Regions from separate parts of the Homo sapiens genome. Here all the other regions are linked to region 3. Evidence: chromatin contacts called from ENCODE Hi-C or POLR2A ChIA-PET data. All regions are on one chromosome and are shown on one strand. The core of a region is the stretch at or near the end of the contact, and the rest is flanking DNA. Distances in the headings are between cores, read along the strand shown. Region 1 holds the start of GPR160 (G protein-coupled receptor 160). Region 2 holds the start of SEC62 (SEC62 preprotein translocation factor). Region 3 holds the start of RPL22L1 (ribosomal protein L22 like 1). Region 4 has its middle 13 kb from the start of TMEM212. Region 5 has its middle 47 kb from the start of SKIL. Region 6 holds the start of PLD1 (phospholipase D1). Region 7 overlaps SAMD7 (sterile alpha motif domain containing 7).

Evidence for each region. A loop is a pair of places that touch in the nucleus more often than their neighbours do. ChIA-PET counts read pairs that join two places held with the same protein, here RNA polymerase II (POLR2A). Pooled maps may share reads with other maps.
Region 1: a loop to region 3 is called in a map of CD8-positive, alpha-beta T cell, with 9 times the contacts of the local background. The contact joins the promoter of GPR160 here to the promoter of RPL22L1 in region 3. A Hi-C loop is called at or near these places in 1 of 168 maps with a recorded cell type or tissue (CD8-positive, alpha-beta T cell) and 8 of 50 pooled maps. POLR2A ChIA-PET finds 5 or more read pairs at or near these places in 1 of 52 experiments (activated T-cell).
Region 2: a map of CD8-positive, alpha-beta T cell shows a loop between it and region 3 (19-fold over the local background). The contact joins the promoter of SEC62 here to the promoter of RPL22L1 in region 3. A Hi-C loop is called at or near these places in 7 of 168 maps with a recorded cell type or tissue (CD4-positive, alpha-beta T cell, CD4-positive, alpha-beta memory T cell, CD8-positive, alpha-beta T cell and 2 more) and 17 of 50 pooled maps. POLR2A ChIA-PET finds 5 or more read pairs at or near these places in 4 of 52 experiments (CD4-positive, alpha-beta T cell, CD4-positive, alpha-beta memory T cell, activated T-cell and 1 more).
Region 4: POLR2A ChIA-PET joins it to region 3 with 10 read pairs in A673. The contact joins the enhancer-like site here to the promoter of RPL22L1 in region 3. A Hi-C loop is called at or near these places in 4 of 50 pooled maps. POLR2A ChIA-PET finds 5 or more read pairs at or near these places in 2 of 52 experiments (A673 and PC-9).
Region 5: a map of ascending aorta shows a loop between it and region 3 (2.4-fold over the local background). The contact joins the enhancer-like site here to the promoter of RPL22L1 in region 3. A Hi-C loop is called at or near these places in 1 of 168 maps with a recorded cell type or tissue (ascending aorta) and 4 of 50 pooled maps. POLR2A ChIA-PET finds 5 or more read pairs at or near these places in 6 of 52 experiments (BJ, CD8-positive, alpha-beta T cell, Caco-2 and 3 more).
Region 6: a loop to region 3 is called in a pooled map, with 4 times the contacts of the local background. The contact joins the promoter of PLD1 here to the promoter of RPL22L1 in region 3. A Hi-C loop is called at or near these places in 2 of 50 pooled maps. POLR2A ChIA-PET finds 5 or more read pairs at or near these places in 2 of 52 experiments (GM12878 and MCF 10A).
Region 7: a loop to region 3 is called in a pooled map, with 5 times the contacts of the local background. The contact joins the enhancer-like site here to the promoter of RPL22L1 in region 3. A Hi-C loop is called at or near these places in 1 of 37 single-sample maps with no recorded cell type and 3 of 50 pooled maps. POLR2A ChIA-PET finds 5 or more read pairs at or near these places in 1 of 52 experiments (activated B cell).

What each region holds. Positions count from the first base shown.
Region 1 is chr3:170,036,557-170,039,256 of GRCh38, reverse strand. GPR160 (G protein-coupled receptor 160) reads right to left here and starts at 1,262. Exons shown (of 4, transcript NM_014373.3): 1 at 1,042-1,262; 2 at 214-342. RefSeq lists silencers at 238-287, 448-497, 808-1,287 and an enhancer at 1-382.
Region 2 is chr3:169,965,437-169,968,136 of GRCh38, reverse strand. It overlaps SEC62 (SEC62 preprotein translocation factor), which reads right to left and starts at 1,330. Exons shown (of 8, transcript NM_003262.4): 1 at 1,279-1,330. The coding sequence starts at 1,314. It also overlaps the pseudogene FHL1P1. RefSeq lists an enhancer at 1,212-1,651.
Region 3 is chr3:170,868,891-170,871,590 of GRCh38, reverse strand. RPL22L1 (ribosomal protein L22 like 1) reads left to right here and starts at 1,396. Exons shown (of 4, transcript NM_001099645.2): 1 at 1,396-1,432. The coding sequence starts at 1,424. RefSeq lists enhancers at 232-957, 958-1,684, 1,854-1,903.
Region 4 is chr3:171,828,730-171,831,429 of GRCh38, reverse strand. No RefSeq gene overlaps it. Among named protein-coding and RNA genes, the nearest start is that of TMEM212, 13 kb to the left of the region's middle. Within about 2 kb of position 1,314, at least 22 of the 41 ENCODE cell types and tissues checked have a DNase peak (open chromatin) inside an H3K27ac peak, as active enhancers do.
Region 5 is chr3:170,308,932-170,311,631 of GRCh38, reverse strand. No RefSeq gene overlaps it. Among named protein-coding and RNA genes, the nearest start is that of SKIL, 47 kb to the left of the region's middle. Within about 2 kb of position 1,296, at least 3 of the 41 ENCODE cell types and tissues checked have a DNase peak (open chromatin) inside an H3K27ac peak, as active enhancers do.
Region 6 is chr3:171,809,136-171,811,835 of GRCh38, reverse strand. It overlaps PLD1 (phospholipase D1), which reads left to right and starts at 1,353. Exons shown (of 27, transcript NM_002662.5): 1 at 1,353-1,437.
Region 7 is chr3:169,930,958-169,933,657 of GRCh38, reverse strand. The region is part of intron 7 of SAMD7 (sterile alpha motif domain containing 7); the gene reads right to left. It also overlaps the pseudogene FAM20BP1. Among named protein-coding and RNA genes, the nearest start is that of SAMD7, 21 kb to the right of the region's middle. Within about 2 kb of position 1,422, at least 4 of the 41 ENCODE cell types and tissues checked have a DNase peak (open chromatin) inside an H3K27ac peak, as active enhancers do.

The DNA.
Region 1 (2,700 bases), core at 13-2,512, 830 kb after region 3:
ATAACTCTATTCTGGAGATATCACAAGTGCCGGTCTTAGAGCTTGTCAAATGTATACATATATGTTTATATTTATATATAAATGCACAAAAGCACACAAGAAACCATTTCACTCGAAGCAATAACAATCCTGAGAGCTAAACACTCGTTCATGTCTTTTGTGATGCTTCTCGGTGGGGGTTATCTCTGGGATTTAAGCGACACTTCCCCTTACCGGAGACATTTGCGCAAGTGTAGGACGAAGCGAGAGCGGTTCCTTCCAGCCGAACCTGCCTCCGGAGGCCCGGTCCGTGCGTTCGTCTCCGGACTGCAGGGGGCGGCCCTGCCACCACCTCGAGGCCACCTGCGCAGGTGAGAAAAGGAGTTTCAGTCTCCGGGTTCCTGGGGGTGGTCGCAGGTAATCTAGAGGGAATTTTGAGCCAGCCAGGATGGTCATCCAGGAACCTACCCGGACGCAACGGCCTCGGAAAACAAATAGCCGGGCAAGGCCCTGGGGCTTAATCCCAGTGGCGGGCGCGGGCGGGGGCGCCGTCCCCAACGCTCGAGGCCAGGGGAGGGGAGGCAAAGTCGGCCCCAATGAATGCACGCACGCGCGCGCGCGCGCGTGTGTGTGAGACTATTCACCTCTGGGCGCCAGGAAAGAGCGAAGAGTTGCATACACCCATTTCTATAACCTTGCTGGGTTTGTCATGTTTAAAAAGCATCTCCCCTGGAGAGAGGGTGGCGAGTCTCTGGGTGCGGGACACGCCCATTCCCCAGACCCCCTGCCCTCAAACCCACGACAGACCCCAGTTGCTAAGGCTCCGCGGTAATCCCCATCCCGAAGCAGGAAGGCTCGGGCGTCCGGGCTCCACTCCTGGATCTCTTAAGTAGCAGAGAACCCCCAGCCCCTGAGTTCCTGCAAAGGAAATTCCTTCCCCTCCCAGGCGCGCTGAACGCCCGGCCAGGGAGGCTGGGAGCGGCGCGGGGACCGTTCGCCGCCCCGAGGCTGGGACGCCGGTGGCGAGAGCGCCGGGCGCCCTCCACCTGCGCCCGCACTCACCCGAGGATCGATGGCTGTCGGCTCCGCAAGGTTGAGGCCCCGACACCTGCAGCGCCCGTGCCCAGGTGACCGCCCGAGGGAGGGGCGAGGGCCCAGCTCGCCCGCCTGGTCCCGCCCCGCCCCGCCCCGCCCCGCGCGCTCCCGGGAGGGGCAGGGGAGCACGGCCCCGGGACCCCGCGGCGACCCTGCTGTGGCTCAGCCGGCTCCAGACCAGGAAATGCGGGCGTCAGAGACGGGCAACCTTTGAGCGCGCACGTCCCGTCCGGGCCCAACGAAACAAGGGCCGGAGGGCGCCGCCTGCCGGCGGGACGGAAAGATATCACAGAGACTGTCACCCCCCGCCGGCTAGGAGAGGGCTGAGTTGAGGCTGGCAGAGGGACGCAGCCAGGGGTGCGCAGTGCGGGAGCCGCTTGGGGGCTCAGTGAGACCCCCTTCCTCATGCCACATCTTGAGGACCCGGCCCCTGTCCTAGGAGCTCCCCATCTCCCCAGCAGGCGGGCGAGCGGGGGCCACTGGGTCAGGGCCTCTCCTTCCCTTACCTCTGCAAATGTAAACTTGGCAGTTGTCTCCAGATAAGAGTTTACACAGGGTGGCCAGGCGGTGGCTCATGCCTGTAATCCTAGCACTTTGGGAGGTCAAGGTGGGCGGATCACTTGAGGTCAGGAGTTTGAGACCAGCCTGGCCAACATGGTCCACGTTGGTCCCCATGTCTACTAAAAATACAAAAATTAGCCGGGCTTGGTGGCACGCACCTGTAATCCCAGCTATTTGGGAAGCTGAGGCACGAGAATCGCTTGAACCCAGGAGGCGGAGGTTGCAGTGAGCTAAGACCGCACCACTGCACTCCAGCCTGGGCAGCAACAGCAAGACTCCGTATCAAAAAAAAAAAAAAAAAAAAAAAAAAAAAAAAAAAAGAGTATACACAGGGTGACAGAACTTCTTGAAACTTGTATGCTTCTAAGCAACCGCCTGCAGTGTACTGTGAATTCAGATTTTTAAATAAAAATCTGCAAATATTAAATAGCCCATATATTGCATTGCCTTTTTTGTGTCAACAGTGCTAATTTGTTGTCATTCAACAAATATTTGTTGAGCACCTACGACTTGCCGGTCATTTAAACATTTAAAATATCGAACAATTAGGCCAGCGCAGTGGCTCAAGCCTGTAATCCCAGCACTTTGGGAGGCCGAGGCGGGTGGATCACTTGAGGTCACGAGTTCAAGACCAGCCTGGCCAACATGGTGAAACCCTGCCTCTACTAAAAATACAAAAATTAGTTGGGCGTAATGGCACATGCCTGTAGTCCCAGCTACTTGGGAGGCTGAGGCAGGAGAATGACTTGAACCCAGGAGGCAGAGGTTGCAGTGAACCAAGATCACGCCATTACACTCCAGCCTGGGCAACAGAGACAGACTTCATCTGAAACAAATAAAATAAAATAAAATATTGCACAATTTCTTCCTTCTCCTCTTCACGCAGAGCCTTGAACAAGGGGAGTGTCCTGAGCCTCTCAACCTCTCTGAGTGTCATAGCAGTTAGAGATTAAAGATGACCATGTCCATACACGTTTGTATCTCTCCACAATGTCAGTCTTTTTTTTTTTTTAAATGCTATTTCAATCACAAAATCCAGGAGCTACATGGAGTTCCCAAGGAGGC
Region 2 (2,700 bases), core at 81-2,580, 900 kb after region 3:
GAACAGTATAATTAGAAACTTCTACTGATCTTAAGACCTAGTCTTATCTGTCTGAACTCGAAATCTGCCTCTTTCTAATTCCCTTCTGCACCCTGTTCGGAACTACTTTATTTCTGCCAAATTCCAAAATTCCAAATTTACTGATCATGTGTGTCTTTTTCACAGCACTTAAAAAGTTTACAGAAGAATTTTAACTTGCATAGCTCAAAACATCTGTATTGTACGCCAATAAATCGATAAACTTAAAAAAAAAAAGAAGGGATAAAATGGAAGAAAGAAAAAATCATTCTAAGCAATGAAATAGTAAGGAACAGAAAGGCAATGATGAATGTAACAATTTATGATTATAGTAACAATTTACTACATGTGATCAATTTGAGGGCTTATGAAGGTTTCTCAGCACATCAGCTGATGAGACGACTAATAAATATCCTGAGTCCAAGATGTTCTACATAATTAATCCTCTTGGCAAAGAACAAGAACCAGGGAAAATCGCAAGGAAGAAATGCACAAATGACACGCATGTGGAATTAGGGGGAGATGTTATGTACGTTACTACGAGGATGACACACTGGCATGTGAAAGGTTTCTGGGCTCCACCAGCTCGTTGCAGCACCAACGAGGTTGTGGTTGTTTACACCACGTCGCCCGGAAAAAAGCCGGCAAGCTTCAAGTGGACTATTAAGTTAATAATATTGAAGGGAAAGAAGGGCAACGCAACTGAACATCTGGATGAGCAGATCCCTGCCTAGGCCCCGAGGCAGCTGACCAAGTCCAGATCATTCCCCCTTACGGTCTATGCGCACAAAGAACCAGCTGCTTTAGGTCAGTCCGCCGCCTCCTGCTACCCCTATTACCGTGGCCTTAATTTCAGGCCAGCTAAGGCCAGAGGATGGGGTGAAGGGAGGGGAGGAGCCCCGGGAAGGGTCAGCGTCTGCGCCCCAGGGGAGGCTGACCTTCCAGCTCAGGCCCGGGACAGCGCGACCACAGGAACTCCAGGCCCACAGCCGCGCCTCCGCAGCCGGATTCTGAGCGCGGCGCCTCCTTCCTTCCCCTGCTGCTCCACCACCACCTCCGTCTCTGTCTCCGCCGTCGCCAACACCGCCCCCCCTCAGGCCCCTCACAACGCGCAGCCTGCAGCCAGCTGCCTCGCGGCGGAACCCCACCCCACCCCACCCCACCTCGCCCTTGCTTTCGCTCGCCCTTTTAGGGGGCTTTCCCCGCCCCTTCCACTATCCAGCGCGCCGAAGCCCCCTGCCCAGAGCTCGGCTTTGCTACCTGGATCCGCTTCTTGTGTCTCCTGCGTTCCGCCATGTTGGCCGCTCCGCCCGGTTCCCTCTGACGTGGAGCGAGGAGGGGGCGGTGGAAACCTCGCGAGAACGCGCCCCGAGGCCCGTTATGTAATCCGCCGGCTGGCGCCCCTGGAATGGGGAGGTCGGCCGCCTGGCGGGGCCAGCGGTCCTTAGCGGTGCCTTCTCTCCCCTCTTCCCTCCGCTCCTGCTGTGCGGGAACTGGAGAATCGTTAGGACGTGGAGGAAGCAGAGAAGTGGATCAGAGAACAGGAGGGCTGGGAAGAGTCCTGGTTTCTCAATCCTGACTGAGCATCTGAATCACCTGAGAAGCTACTAAAATGCAGATTCCCCGACCCCATCCCCTTAGAGTCAGAGTCTGTGCATTTAGGGTGCGGCCTTTCTCAGAGGGATCGACTGAGACCTACTGAACCCTAGAAGTCTTTACCTGAGGCAGTTCCTGCAATGTACTGTATATTTCATGACATTCCATGTAAAAGATGACAAGACCGAGACCGTTGAGTGACAGAGATAAGAACTGACTTATCTAAGGCTCCACAGGTGGTAGATGGCAGAGCCGAGACCTGAGCCAATTATCTTTTCTCCTGCACTGTGCGGGGTAATACAGCTCGTTTAAAACAAGCTGGAGTCTCCATTCCGTTTTCCGCGTTGCTTCTCACAACTCACTGTTAGAATCCAGAAGTAAGAGAACCCGGGGAAGCGTAAGGAAGATGAATAGGACAAAGATTCTAAGAAGGTGGGAAGGAAGAAGGCTGCAGTCTATTTCAAGTCTGGTGAATTTCAATCACTGTAGCCTTTATTGTTATTTTAGAGCCACCTAGACCAAAAGAGAAGGAGCTCAAATTGCTGGTAAGTGCTTAGATAGAAATTCCCTTGACTGACTTTATAGAGATCTTTAAAGCGTTTTTAATTGTAGAAAATTGGGAAAATTCAGAATAGAAAGATGTTCTTTTTTTTTTGATGCTGAGTTTCGCTCTATATTGCCCAAGCTGGAGTGCAGTGGCGCAGTCTCGGCTCACTGCATCACCGAACTCCTCGTCTCAACTGATCTCCCTCCTCAGCCTCCTGAGTAGCTGGAACTACAGGCATGAGCCACCACACCTGGCTAATTTTTACTTTTTTTGTGTGGAGATGGAGTTTCCTTATGTTGCCCGGGCGGGTCTTGAACTCCTGGGCTCAAAACGATCCACCTGTCTCTGTCTCCTGAGTAACTGGAACTACAGGCGTGAGCCACTGTGACCGTTCAGTTTATTTTCTTATAGTATTCTGACTTTGTGTGTGTGTGTGCATGTGTGTTTGTATTTATATTTTTTCCTGTTTCCCAAATTGAGATCATATGCAATAAGGCAGCTGCTTTTTTCACTTAATGTTAGGTTGTAAGCGTTTATTA
Region 3 (2,700 bases), core at 147-2,646:
CTGCCCCTCAGCTTAGGCAGCCCTTGAGGAGGAAATGCCAATTGCTCCCTTTAATGTTTGGAAAGAGAAATGTGATTATTGTAGCTCTTAAGGCAGACAACTAAAAAATCTTGTTGAAATGGATTTCTTCTAGGAATTCAGGGCCTCTCTTCAGACTCTACAAGTCATATGCTCTATTAAAGCATAGTTTCCACGATAACTACTTGCTGGCATAAAGGCCACGAACAGTTCTTACTTTCTGGGGTCATTCTTCAAATTAACAACAAAGTCCACCCCATCCCTTACCCCTACCCCTAGGTATGATAATTTCATCTCCACGAAAACATATTACTGCTAAACCCAAGCGGTTCAGCATGCCACTTTTCGGATCTGATGTCAATTTACAATCCTTCAAAGCTCAAAAGCTACTTTTTCCTTTTGTCAGCAAGACACTTCCACCCTCGTGTGTCTTGTACATACTGATAGGTCACAGCAAACATTCATTGAATTTTAACTGGGAGCATTTTGGATGGAAATCAAGAGACCTGGGATTAACTGTAAAACCCATGATAAATTATACCAAACGAATGAACAAGAAGCAAGCACTACGTGTTTTTCCCTTTGAGACAGTCTCACTGTTACCCAGGCTGGAGTGCAGTGGCTCGATCTCGACTCACTGCAACTTCCGCCTCTCAAGGTAAAGCGATGCTCCTGCCTCAGCCTCCCGAGTGGCTGGGAGTACAGACGCGCACCACCACGCGGGCCATTTTTTTTAAAATTGTTTGTAGAGACGGGTTCTCCCTATGCCTACGCTGCCAAGGGTGGTCTCGAACTCCTGGGCTCAAGAGATTCTCCGGCCTCGGCCTCCCAAAGTGCTGGGATTACAGGCGTGGGCGTGTAAGCATATATATACATGATTTTTTTTTCCCGAGGACCTGGTCCCCGAAGCACCAATTTCCCTCAACAGTCATTTAGAAAACGAGGCTCACAGACAAAACACAAACAAATAACTTTTTCGCTGGAGGATTATAACTGCAATAAAAGGAGATCCCAAAGCAACCTGAGACACTGCCTTGCCCTGATTGGAAAGGGGATTCCGGTGATTAGTGAAAGATGACTCCTGCATCCCTCGCGTGCGTCCGTATCCGGGAGCAGCCACTAGGTAACTGTAGAGGCCACTGCAATTAATCGGCTTGAACAGCCAGGAGCGGAAACCCGAGAGTCAGTTCAACCACAGCCACCCGCGTGTGCCCGCGGAAAGCCGATGGCCTACTCTCGTCCGGCAGCGCACTGGTTTCCTGGGTTACCGGCCTCAGCGCTCCTCCCGCTTTCTTTTCCGGGAGGCGACAATCTGACGCTCTCAGCGCGTGACGCAGCACGCTTTGATATAAATGCAGACCGCGCGGCCGTAGCTTCCTCTCTGCTCTCGCGGCCGACTCGCAAGATGGCGCCGGTGAGTGAGCGATGTCTTGGTGGGAGTGTTGTGTGGCAATTTAATGATTTCCGCTGTAACGATTTTTGCATCTGTCGAGTGGAGACGTCTCAGTCAAGATAAAGGGAGGGGAGTAGTGAAGTCTGGGTCAGAAACACAACCAAGACGCGAGGATCCTGAACTGTTTTTCGAGACTCCCTGGCAGCTGCCATGAGGTCTAGTGGAGTTGGAGCTGGGCCCGGAATTGGTTTAGGATGGGTGGTTTTGGACACGCGGGAAAGAGGGAGGCACAACTGTAAATGGGCCGGTGGTACTGCAATCTGAGCCATTTCTTTACTATCTCGCGCCTGATAATGCTTTTGCCACTCAGCACTGGGTAGGGGAATGGTGGGTAATCGGGCCGGTCTGACGACCTTTGCCAGGCCAGAGGGAGCTCCTAGGCGCTCAGCTCCCGCGATGGCCGACATCACAAGTTTTTGAGAACTTTCAGTTGGGGAAGAAGTTTCTCGGTGAAGTAATTTTTAGAAAAGTATAAGTCTAGATTCCAGCAATGTGAAATAAACGTGCTTCAGATGTTTTACTTAAGTCATTAGTAAGGGAACCAGTAAGATGTTAAAATGTTCCTAAGAATATCTGAAAAGCTAGATATACATGCGCAATTTACAAATAAAGTTAGGATAAAATTGCTGGGCTAGCTACAAAACTGGGTAATGCCCAGCATGGCCATAAACCCTATAGGGTTATCTGTTCCATTAGACAGAAGTTGTTTGTGTCTCCCAAATTAACTTCTGCGCCAACTGGGTAATTATCTTTTGGCACATGTTACCATGCTACCTGAGAAAGCAAACTAATGTGTAATACTTGGTAGCCACTTGGGTGAATCTAAATTGGAGGTTATAGTCTGATAAATACAGATTTGTTTGTTCATATTGCAGTGAATGTACATGGTTGCTGGCCACAGTAACATTTTGCTTATGTAGCCATATTATATGGTCTTGGTATAAAAGGTTTGGATATGGAAAATTTAAGTTCCACGGTGTTGGTTTTTAGGTTTTTTTTTTTTTTTGAGACAGAGTCTGTTGCCCAGGTGGGAGTATAGTGGCATGATCAGGCTCACTACAACCTCCGCCTCCCGGGTTCAAGCAATCCTCCCGACTCAGCCTCCTGAATAGCTAGGATTATAAGCATGCACCACCACACCTGGCTAATTTTTGTATTTTTACTAGAGATGGGGTTTCACCATGTTGGCCAGGCTGGCCTTGAACTCCTGACCTCACGTGATCCTCCTG
Region 4 (2,700 bases), core at 65-2,564, 960 kb before region 3:
AATCTTTTCTTTTTCTTTTTCTTTCTTTTTTTTTTTTTTTGAGACAGAGTCTCGCGCTGTTGCCCTGGAGTGCCGTGGCGCGATCTTGGCTCACTGCAACCTCTGCCTCCCAGGTTCGAGTAATTCTCCTGTCTCAGCCTCCTGAGTAGCTGGGACTACAGGCATATGCCAACACGCCTGGCTAAATTTTTTTTTTTTTTGTATTTTTAGTAGAGAGGGGGTTTTCACCATGTTGGCCAGGATGGTCTTGATCTCCTGACCTCGTGATCTGCCCACCTCGGCCTCCCAAAGTGCTGGGATTACAGGTGTGAGCCACTGCGCCCGGCCCTTTTTTTTTTTTTTTAATTAAAGACATTTCAAAGAGCACATACACATTGATCAAATCTGAGAAGCATTTACAACATAGATTTAATGCCATTTTGAAAAATCGACATATAATTATTGTACATTTTTATGGGAAACATAGTGGTGTTTCAAAATGTAAAATCTATTGTGATCATATCAGGTTAATTTGCGTAATCATCATCTCAAACATCATTTCTTTATATTGGGAACATTCAATATCTTCTTTCTAACTATTTAAAAATATATAATCTATTATTGTTAACCAGAGTTATTCTGTAGTGGTATAGAACACTGGAACTTATTCCTCCTCTCTAGCTATAATACTGCATCCTTTAATAAGCCTCTCCCTATTCCCTCCCCCATCCCCCATCCTTCCCAGCCTCTAGTATCCTCTGTTCTACTTTCTACTTCTATGAGATCAACTTTTTTTAGCTTCCACATATGAGTGAGAACATGTGGTGAGGAATAATTTCTATAGTTGGTTTTTGAAAAACATAATTATTTCAGTTAGGAAAACCTTATGCTCTGTTTTCTTAGAAGAAAGATTTGTATAATTTTTGGTGCAAATTTAGTGAATAAAAGCCTTTATTTTTAACATATGAGTGTAACTCTGGAATGAAAAATCAGTAGACTCTTTCTAACCTAAACATGGTGTTTGTCAACAGTAGACACTCTGAAAGCACAGAGGAGGTATTACTTTTACCAGCTTTTCCTCATGAGGAAAGATACGGGAGTGTGCCCTTTGAAGGATGTACACCAGTTTTCTCTTCTAACTGTTTTTCAAAATAGTTTAAAACACACGAGAACCCTGGTGCTCTAGGCCACACTATTTTCCTTTACTTCACCCTGGCTGCAGGACCGCGGGACTCTGTCCCAGCTCGAATGTTCCAGGAGATGTCTCCCTCAGGAGCCTGCTCTTCGGGCAGCACAGGCTCCCACACTCATTTCCTCCAGCTGCCTCCAGGTGGCCCTGGGCCCCATGCCTTCTGCAGCTGCTGCAGTGATTCCTGCTGTTGCTTGTCCTTGGCAGATGGTCACAGTATGGTCTATCCCATTATCTTTGGACCCAGCTACTGGCCTTGACTTTCCTTCTGTGGGAGGATTTTTCTTCCCCAGTGGACTCTCAGCTTCATGCAAATACAGCTGACTGTAGAACCTCCTTAGTCTTGTCTGAATTTGCAATAGTTTAGCCTGACCTGGGGGCCCTCAGTTATGTAAAGATTGGGACTATCACTATCAATCAGTCATCTACTACATTGTGCTTAGCACTATTTGACACTGCAGAAAGAAAGAAGAAAGGAAGAAAGGAAGGAAGGAAGGAAGGGAGGAAGGGAGGGAGGGAGGAAGGGAGGGACTAGAAATGAAAATCCTAAAAGGCATATGTTTCCTGACTGTAAGAAATTTATTGTCTATTTGATTATAATCACTCATAGCTAATACTCTGCAAATTTTATAATGAGATGACTAAACCAGAGAGCATATCTAGAGGTCATCTTAAAAACATTTGGTAAGCAGTCAATCAATAGCAATCAGTCCAACCAGCAAGCTCCTGATAGATATCATTGCAAAAAACATTTTCTCCTTCCAGGATCAAATCCAAGTTCATGGTTTTAGCAAATGAAAGTAGAAAACCTCTTCTATCCATCAATCTCAAATCCAATTTTGGCCTAGACTTCAGAACAAAACTTAGCTCTAACCATTTTTTTAAAGTCCTTATGCAATATTTTTTCACAAATACTCTCACAGAGGAGGAAATTACAAGGTAGGGAAATTGCATAAGCTATCTACTCATTAGCAGATCTAAGTACTGGGTCCAGAGTTATGTATGAACTCCAAAATCACCATCAGCCGTAGCATTGCCCCTGTGGCACTGGGGAATGTGTCCAAAATTCTCTGGGATGAGGCAGCACCCTCCTCCTGCCTCCCCATCCTACAAACCCAATGTGGTTGGGCCAATAAGGGCACATACACACAAGCGATAAAGCTTGTCATCTAGTCAGAGAATGGGGAGATATCACTTCTCTGTTCCGGGTATGACAGTCTTATTAATACTGCCTATCATCACAGCAGCGTTGCTGTCATGCTCTTAGATACCACTGAGCTTGCAGTGAGCTGAAGCTCTCAGGTCTTTTATTGCATGAAGTCTCGTTAAACCAGCCATCTCCCCAATCCCATCTATGTGAAGTTGATTTGTCAAACTTTACACTATTATTGCTTAAATTCTTGGTAATTTTAACCCACTCTCCAATTCATGTTAAATCATTGTGAATCTTGATTTTGATATTTTCCCTTAGTTTTCATCTGCAAATTTAATAAGCACAACTTTAAAATTTCCATCTACGTTATTATATGAAG
Region 5 (2,700 bases), core at 47-2,546, 560 kb after region 3:
TTTTTTTTTTCCAAAAAGTAGTGTTTGCGAAATAGCAACATAATCAAAACACCACTGAAATCATGTTTCTAATTGACAATTTGAATGTCTGTAAATATCCATGGATTAAAATTTGTGAGTAACACTATTTTTAAAAAGTTTTTCTTTGCATATGAATGCCAGGTCATAGTAAATGACACTATTGTAATGCCATGCAACATTTGATATAGAAAGTTCACAACTGGCCAGGTGCGGTGGCTCACGCCTGTAATCCCAGCACTTTGGGAGGCCGAGGCGGACGGATCATGAGGTTAGGAGATAGAGACCATCCTGGCTAACACGTTGAAACCCCATCTCTACTAAAAAAAAAATACAAAAAAATTAGCCAGGCGTGGTGGTGGGAGCCTGTAGTCCCAGCTACTCGGGAGGCTGAGGCAGGAGAATGGTGTGAACCTGGGAGGCAGAGGTTGCAGTAAGCCGAGATCGCACCACTGTACTCTGGAGACAGAGCGAGACTTCGTCTCAAAAAATAAAAAAAATAAAAAAAGTTTACAACTGAAGAATGTGGATAATTTCCTGGATTTTGTTTTAATTGAATTCCTTTGTGTCTTAATGACCAAAAGCAGCCCTGGTTTTATTTTCAACTGAAAGTATTCTTCACAGATGAAACATGACACAATTAGACTCTTGCTTGATGAATCTCCAGTGCCTGGCACTTAACAGGCCCTATTTGTGTTTAATTTATATGGAAGTTCTAACATCCAGAATGGTTAAAGTGGGCAGAGCAATTCTAGTACAAAACCTTCCAGGTTCCCTGATAACATATTAGAGCGTTCTGAATAACAGTTCAAAGGGTATATTGACTTCTTTTTTTTTTTTTTTTTTTGAGACGGAGTTTCGCCCTCTCGCCCAGTTTGGAGTGCAGTGGTGCAATCTCAGCTTATTGCAACCTCTATCTCCCCAGTTCAAGCGATTCTCCTGCCTCGGCCTCCCAAGCAGCTGGGATAAAAGGCATGCACCACCACACCCGGATAGTTTTTGTATTTTTGTAGAGACGAGGTTTAACCACGTTAGCCAGGCTGGTCTCAAACCCCTGACCTCAAGGAATCCGCCAGCCTCGGCCTCCCAAAGGGCTGGGATTACAGGCGTGAGCCACCGCGCCCGGCCGGTATATTGACTTTTAATAGTTCCGTAAAATTAAAATACACATGATCAGCACTGATAAAATCCTGGAACCTCTAGGTAACCGGCCTGTAGTGAATACACTGGCTCCTCCAGAGGGCTATGGTGCTGGTAACTCTGACCTTCATTATAGCAAGAGACTGGCCCCTGGTGGTGGTGAAGCAGATAGAATCAGTATTCTGCCAACCAGGCACACTGCAGTCCACCAGGCCTACCCCGCTGCCTTACCACGTACTCCCCACTATTGGGGGAGAACATTCATTTTTATTTTGATCATGGGAAATATCTTCTAAGTAAAGGAATAACATACACACAGGCCTTTTTTTTAAACTTTAAGCCAACTTTTCTGAAATGCATTTATTCCGTCTGTCACAAAAAATTATTTAACATTTTCCCAAATCCTACAGAATCAGCATAGTGCTAGACACATTATAAGGCCCTCAATAAATACATAAATTAAAATTTAAAACATAAAATAATCTAGGAAGATAGCAAGTCTTTAGCATGCTGATTCAAATTTCCCTGTTAGAAAATGAATACTTTCTAACTGGATAAACTTGAGCCAAACTGTACATAAATGCATGTTCTTTCATGATCTTTAAATTGAAAAATCTGAGCTGGGTGCGGGAGCTCACACCTGTAATCCCAGCACTTTGGGAGGCCGAGGCGGTGGATCACTTGAGGTCAGGAATTCAAGACCAGCCTGGCCAACATGGTAAAATCCCGTCTCTACTAAAAACACAAAAATTAGGCGGGGGTGGTAGCACACTCCTGTAATCCCAGCTACTCGGGAGGCTGAAGCATGAGAATCACCTGAACCTGGGAGGCGGAGGTTGCAGTGAGCTGAGATCGTACCACTGCACTCCAGCTTGGGTGACAGAGCAAGACTACTGTCTCAAAAAAAAAAAAAAAAGAAAAAAAAAAAAAGAAAAAAGAAAAAGAAAAAGAAAAAATCTGGCTGTTTAAATAAAAATCTACTGCCTCAAAAATTTTTTTTCTTAAAAATTTTCTGTAAAAGGCCGTAAAATGTGAGCTAAATTTCTGTATTTTCTGTATTTAAGTTCCTTTGCATGTTTTTATTCCTAAATATATTATGAATAATGTAAAAATCATCAAGTGTAGCCACCCACATTGCAGATAGTTTATCTCATGCAAGTTTTAAATCTGGTTATGTGGCACTACCTCTAGAAACCACCCAGCACTTCCCTTTTATGGAAAAAACAAAGCATCTAAATTTTCAAAAATTTTGCTAGAGCGTTTCAACAGGCTCTTTCTTAAACAATTGGAATTTGCTTCTGACCAGCTAAATTGTTGATGAAAACTTAACCCTCTCAAGTCTAGTGAATCCATCTGGCATGGGCTTTCATTTTCAGATATCTTGTAAAAGATCACATTAAACAGCCACTAATTCTTAGGTACTTATAATTTGTTTATCCATACAAATACTAAAAATAGTAATTGGAGTAAAAATAAAATGTCAACACCAGTAAGGCACAAGTTACATGAAAGTGAATCGCACTGCCACAAAAATCACTCTTA
Region 6 (2,700 bases), core at 104-2,603, 940 kb before region 3:
TAAGAATGCAGTTACGTGTGTGCACAAGACTTATCAGACCATCTGTGACTAATAAAGCTTGAGAAAGAGGGGAGGAGAGAGGGTATTCTGCCTTCCAGTAACATGCTTGTCTGAAACTTACTAAACTCCTCTTAGGCAATACTCTGCTCAGAGAGTCATGTGTTTAATTGTAAAAATCTGTCAGTATCATAGGATTCAAAAGACATCAATCATTTATGTCAACAAGGAAAGAGTGAGGGCTGTGTGACTCTTCTATCATTAGGAAAAGATGTGCTCAAGAGACAAAAATGTGGTCTAAGGAGGGCTGAGCAACTGTAGGTTACAGGAAAACTGAGTTCCAGACTATAATTTGGCCCCCCTCCCCTAATTTGGACTGGTATATTATATTTTTCATTTCATGCAATGCCATGTGTGCAGTAAGACATTATGTAACTTGGTCAGTCGCAGTTGTGTAATATCCACTAAATGCTTTAAAGTGGCTGACGTTATTAGCAGTTTGGTGCATGGGGAGGCCATTGCTTCCCCTGGCTTTGGCGGGATGCAATATCGTGTAATGAGGTTGGAACTGGCCTATATTCAAAATTACATTCCCAAAGGGCTGCTATTCAAGCCACATGACAACTGGTTCTCTTTTTCTTAAGACTTTATTCTAAGTGGACTGAAAACAGCAAAATTGCCGTGTTTGAACGGTTCCATAGGTGGAATGGGTCTTTTCCCTGTTTTGCTCCCAATTTATTATTTTATGCTAAGATTTCTGAATTATAACCAGTTTTAGAGACATCGGGACACAAATTCCCGTCCCCCTCCATCTAAGCTGTGTGACCTCGGGCTGGTTCTGAGCCTTCATTTCCTTACCTGTAAATTGGCGATAACACTTCCCTAAGGAGGTGCAAGAAGGCTTATAAAGACTCCAGCAAAGCTCCAGTCTCTTAATTATGTCACCTCAGGCAAGTTATTTAGCCGTTTGATTTGCTGATTCCTTACTTATAAGTTGGACCAGTTGTGGCTACTATCCGCAGTAGTCGAAGAATAGATATCATAGGCAAAGCTCCGGGAAAGGTGGCTGGTCCTTGGCGGCTCGAGAGGACCTGATAATGGTCCTAATAGCGAGCATTCCCTAGGGTGATGCGGTCGAGTTATGAAACTTTGGGAAAAGAGAACAAGGAACGCGGGCGATCAGAGGCCCAGTCGCGAGACCTGCCCCGCTGGGGCCTCCAGCCGGCACCGCGACGCCCCGGGACCTGGCACCGCCTCGCTCCACCCCTGCGAATCCGGGGCGAATCCGGGCGGAGAGTTCCTGCCGGCCGCGCAGCGCAGAGCCCCCTCCGGCCCGCCCTCTCTCCCTCCCTCCCGCTGAGCTCCAGCTGTGCCAGAGGCACCCGAGCCCTGAGAGTCCGCCGCCAACGCGCAGGTGCTAGCGGCCCCTTCGCCCTGCAGGTAGGAGCCGCGCCGAGACCCGGATCACCGGGCGCCCGTGGGAGCCGGGTTTCCACTGCCCTCGCCCTCCGTCCCTCCTCCGCCCAACCTGGGCAGCTGGCCGCTCCCCGCCCAACTTGGACGGGATTTCAGCGAGTGAGTCGGCGGCGGACTCCCTAGCGATCCCCAAGGGCCTCCCTCGCACGCCTTCGGGTGGAATTCCTGCAGGGTGAAAGCTGACAACTCTGGCACGCACTTTTGCCGCGCGGGCGGCTGCCTGGAGCGCAGAGCCGCGCAGGCTCAGGCTGAAGCCCAGGCGTCCTCTGCAGGATGCACCGCCTCGCCGCCACAGGGCTTCGGGTGCAGTGTGTGTGGTGTCCCCAGGTCATCCGGGCGCCCTTGGTTCGGGTGCGCGGTGGCATGACTGGGCTGGTGGGGGCGATGGGACCGGCATCCCGTACCAACCAGGAAGTGCCGCGTCCCAAGGCTTCGAGCCCAGCCCGCAGAGCACGGTCCTGGGGGTGTGATCACAGCTGCTGACCGCGGCTCCCGCCGTGTGATGTGACCACTCGGAGGTGGGGCGAGGGGGCCGGGGGCCAGCAGCAGGGAGTGTGTAAAAGGTCTTCTTCCTCACAATACGATTGAAGGTGTTTGGGACGTAGGGCTCAGATCCAGGAGTGCCGTCCTCCAAGCCTTCCATAGGATTTTGTGACGCCCTTGAGAACCGCCCTTGTAGACTCAGTCCTGAACTACCGCCACGCCTGTATTTGCTCCTCCTCATCTCGGATTATTGCTTTCTTTACTTCCTCTGTGAAGCACTAAATACTAGTAGCTTTTTAAGAACAGACCACAACAGTTTCTTCGTTTGACCATTACTAAGTCTGCCTCCAAAATGGGGAGTTCCGTTAACTTTATCAGCCAGCCCTGCCAATTTTAGTTAAGATAAGCCTTCGTGGGCCTCCAAAGGCCTCTGAGAGACTAGGTACCCAGAGACCTCTGAGGTATGTTAAATGGTTTAGTTCGTGGTGGTGCAATGAAAACTTAAAGAAGGAAAGGAATCTGCAATTTGAACTGTTAACAGACCCCACATTTACACACTGCCTATTTGAATAAGAATCTCTTTCAGTATTAAATGTTTTGTGACACACAAATGAATTTGTACACAGTCTTTTAGCTTGAATTTGTAGACAGCCTTTAAATGTTGTTTGGGGATCTTTGGACTAATTGTATAAGCGCTCAGTCTGGCTTCTCAAGAACCAGTACAGTTAACAATCCATATAAAAA
Region 7 (2,700 bases), core at 173-2,672, 940 kb after region 3:
ATAGATTTTAGTCATGAATGTATACATATATTTTTCCACAATATGCACCGGTGTGGAGAAAGGACTGAAATGTTCCACTCAAAACACACACTCCAGAGCCAATCCCAGTATTCATCTATGAAAATGTCTGATTGTCCTTTGGCCTGGGAATTAAGACTGACCAACTATGATGCCTATTGCTAGAATGGGCAATTGCTGAGGAATTCAGAAGGTGATTCAGCAGGAACATCTCCATGCTCAGAAACTTGTGGTCTTTGCTTTAGTTTCTACTACAGAAAACACCAAAGACATCCAAGGCCACCCTGTCCCCTGTCACCAGAACTTGCTGCTGGCCATTTCCAATCCATTTCATACCATTTGGAATTGATTGTGCTGCTTCTCTATCTTTGTAAAAAGAAGTTTCACTTATTTTTTATTGAGAGTTACAAGTGGGAGAAAGGCATTGTGTCTTCTACCATACAGTGTCCATCCCAAACTGGTCAGTGCACTGCTCCACGGTGGCCAGGACACTCAGGAGCCACTGGTCCATGGCGTCCAGACGAGGATCAGAGAGCACTGGGGAGAGGGGGTCATGGGCCATGGCAGATTTTAAGGTAGACTTCAGCACACCATTCTTTAGGTAGTTCCGTCTGTTCCAGGTAGACACCTGAGTGATGCCACACTGATAGAGGGGGGGAAAGAATGCTTCTTTCATCCAGCAAGGGGTTCCCAAAGCTTTTGTTGTTATCAAGAAGGATGAGCATACTGGCGCCCTCATTATCTTGAAAGTTCTTATAGTAATGGCAGTCAGCATTGTCAATCAGGTAATCAAAGACAGCTGTGTTAATGGTGTCCAGGCGGCACAGGCCAGAGTCATAAAGGGACGTTTTCTTCACAGCCTCACAGTAGCGCTCATCATACTCCCACCTGGCCAATTTGCCTTTTCAGTAAGTCCTGGCCCACGGGTGTCAGTGTTTCTGGAGAGGCCACACATCTGGAAGCCAAAGTGTGACAGATTTTTCCATTGTGTCTCCATCGGCACAAGCTGATTCTGTTTCTCGGTAGTAATAACACTTCCCATAAAAACAAGTATTGTGTCCTACAGTTAGGAAGGGGCTCAACAGCTGCTCCATGGTAACAGGCTTGATCTCTGTCTGAAGATGAACGGATCTGCCCACCATCAGCAGGGCTCTGGGACACCCACAATCCTGTCCAAGTGAAAGGCTGCTACCTCCGCATTGTGTCTATCATAACCGGCATATGGTTCCCTTCCACTACATAGTCTCGGCTATACTACTTAGGTTCGAAAACAACTTTCTGTTCCCTTTCAAGGATCAGTAAGGCTTTCAGCTGTGTCCCTTTATAACCCACATCAGCTTTAATAATTTGCTTGGTGGCCATGGCATGCATGATTGCCCCCAGCTCTGGTGTCTCTTCACAGTACACTTCCTGGGGAACCACCCACTGGGCTGCAGTCTCCTAGGAAGACTGCAACGTGTGGTCCAACTTGGGTGACAGCTCCATCCACAAGCCAGTCATCATTCGGTGAAAAGCCCTCAGGGGATCAAGTAGTGAAACGCTGCTTGGCAGTTGATGTATCTAAGTTGTCAATCAGGAAAACTTTGGTGAAGATAAAGATGACAGGAATTGCTAACAGCATGACTCGCTGCTTTAGCTTCATGTTGACCTCTTTTCTTCTCCCCTGACCCACTCACTCTCTGGCTCACTTATCAAGGAGAGGCAGTGGTAATGGTTAGTAAGGAGATTCCATCATTACACACATTGGTCCATTTGTGGATGCACCTTCCACAGTTCCCGTTGCGTCCTAGACTCGCTCGTGGCTACCCATGCAGTGCAATGCAGCATGGCCCCCGAGGAGGGGCAGCCCCAGGCTGTGCTTATCACCCCAGCCACTGCCACCACCACTGCAGCTCCCACCATTCCCTGGCCACCTCTCTCAGCGCTGAGCCAGCCGTCCCCCAACAAACTGCATTAAGTAATTATTTCTTTTCCTATTTTAATTAAGCAAATTATAGAAAATGGCTAATATAAATTAAAGAGCCAGGTGCGGTGGCTCACATCTGTAATCTCAGTTACTTGGGAGGCTAAGGCTGGAGGATCACTTGAGCCCAGGAGTTTGAGACAAGTCTGGGCAACATAGTAGACCCCCATCTCTTTAAAAAAAATTAGCTGGGTGTGGTAGTGTGCACCTGACAATTTGTGAGCATCCAAAGGAGGAACCACGTGGATAAATTTTCAAGCAGAGGTAGGCTGGCAGCCAGGGGACTGAAATGTGTGAGGATCTAACCCTCAGCCATGGTGGATGTACTCAGGGCCTGGGGCGAGGACACATACATGTCCCTGTCGCTCAGATGTACCCCCTTCTTTCTCACCAGAGCAGTTTGGGCCATGTGTAATGATATAAATGTGCACATATTTTCAGTAATTTCAGTTCTTTTTAGAGAGAGGATATTTTATCTGCTGAGTCCTCTGAACTAGACATTTACTTGGAACAAAATATGTTGCAGGCTCTCCTGAATGTTCCTTAACAGCTGAGCCACCAATCCTTTCTCTACACCTATTTAAAAGAGTTCATTTGCACTTGGGGCTTTGGGTTTTAGTTGTTATTTTTTTTCTGCTGAATTTCTTTTTCTACCTACAGGAGGTGAGTGGTGAGAAGTTGCTGAGTAGGCACCTAAGGCAGAGATGGGGAGTAAGAGG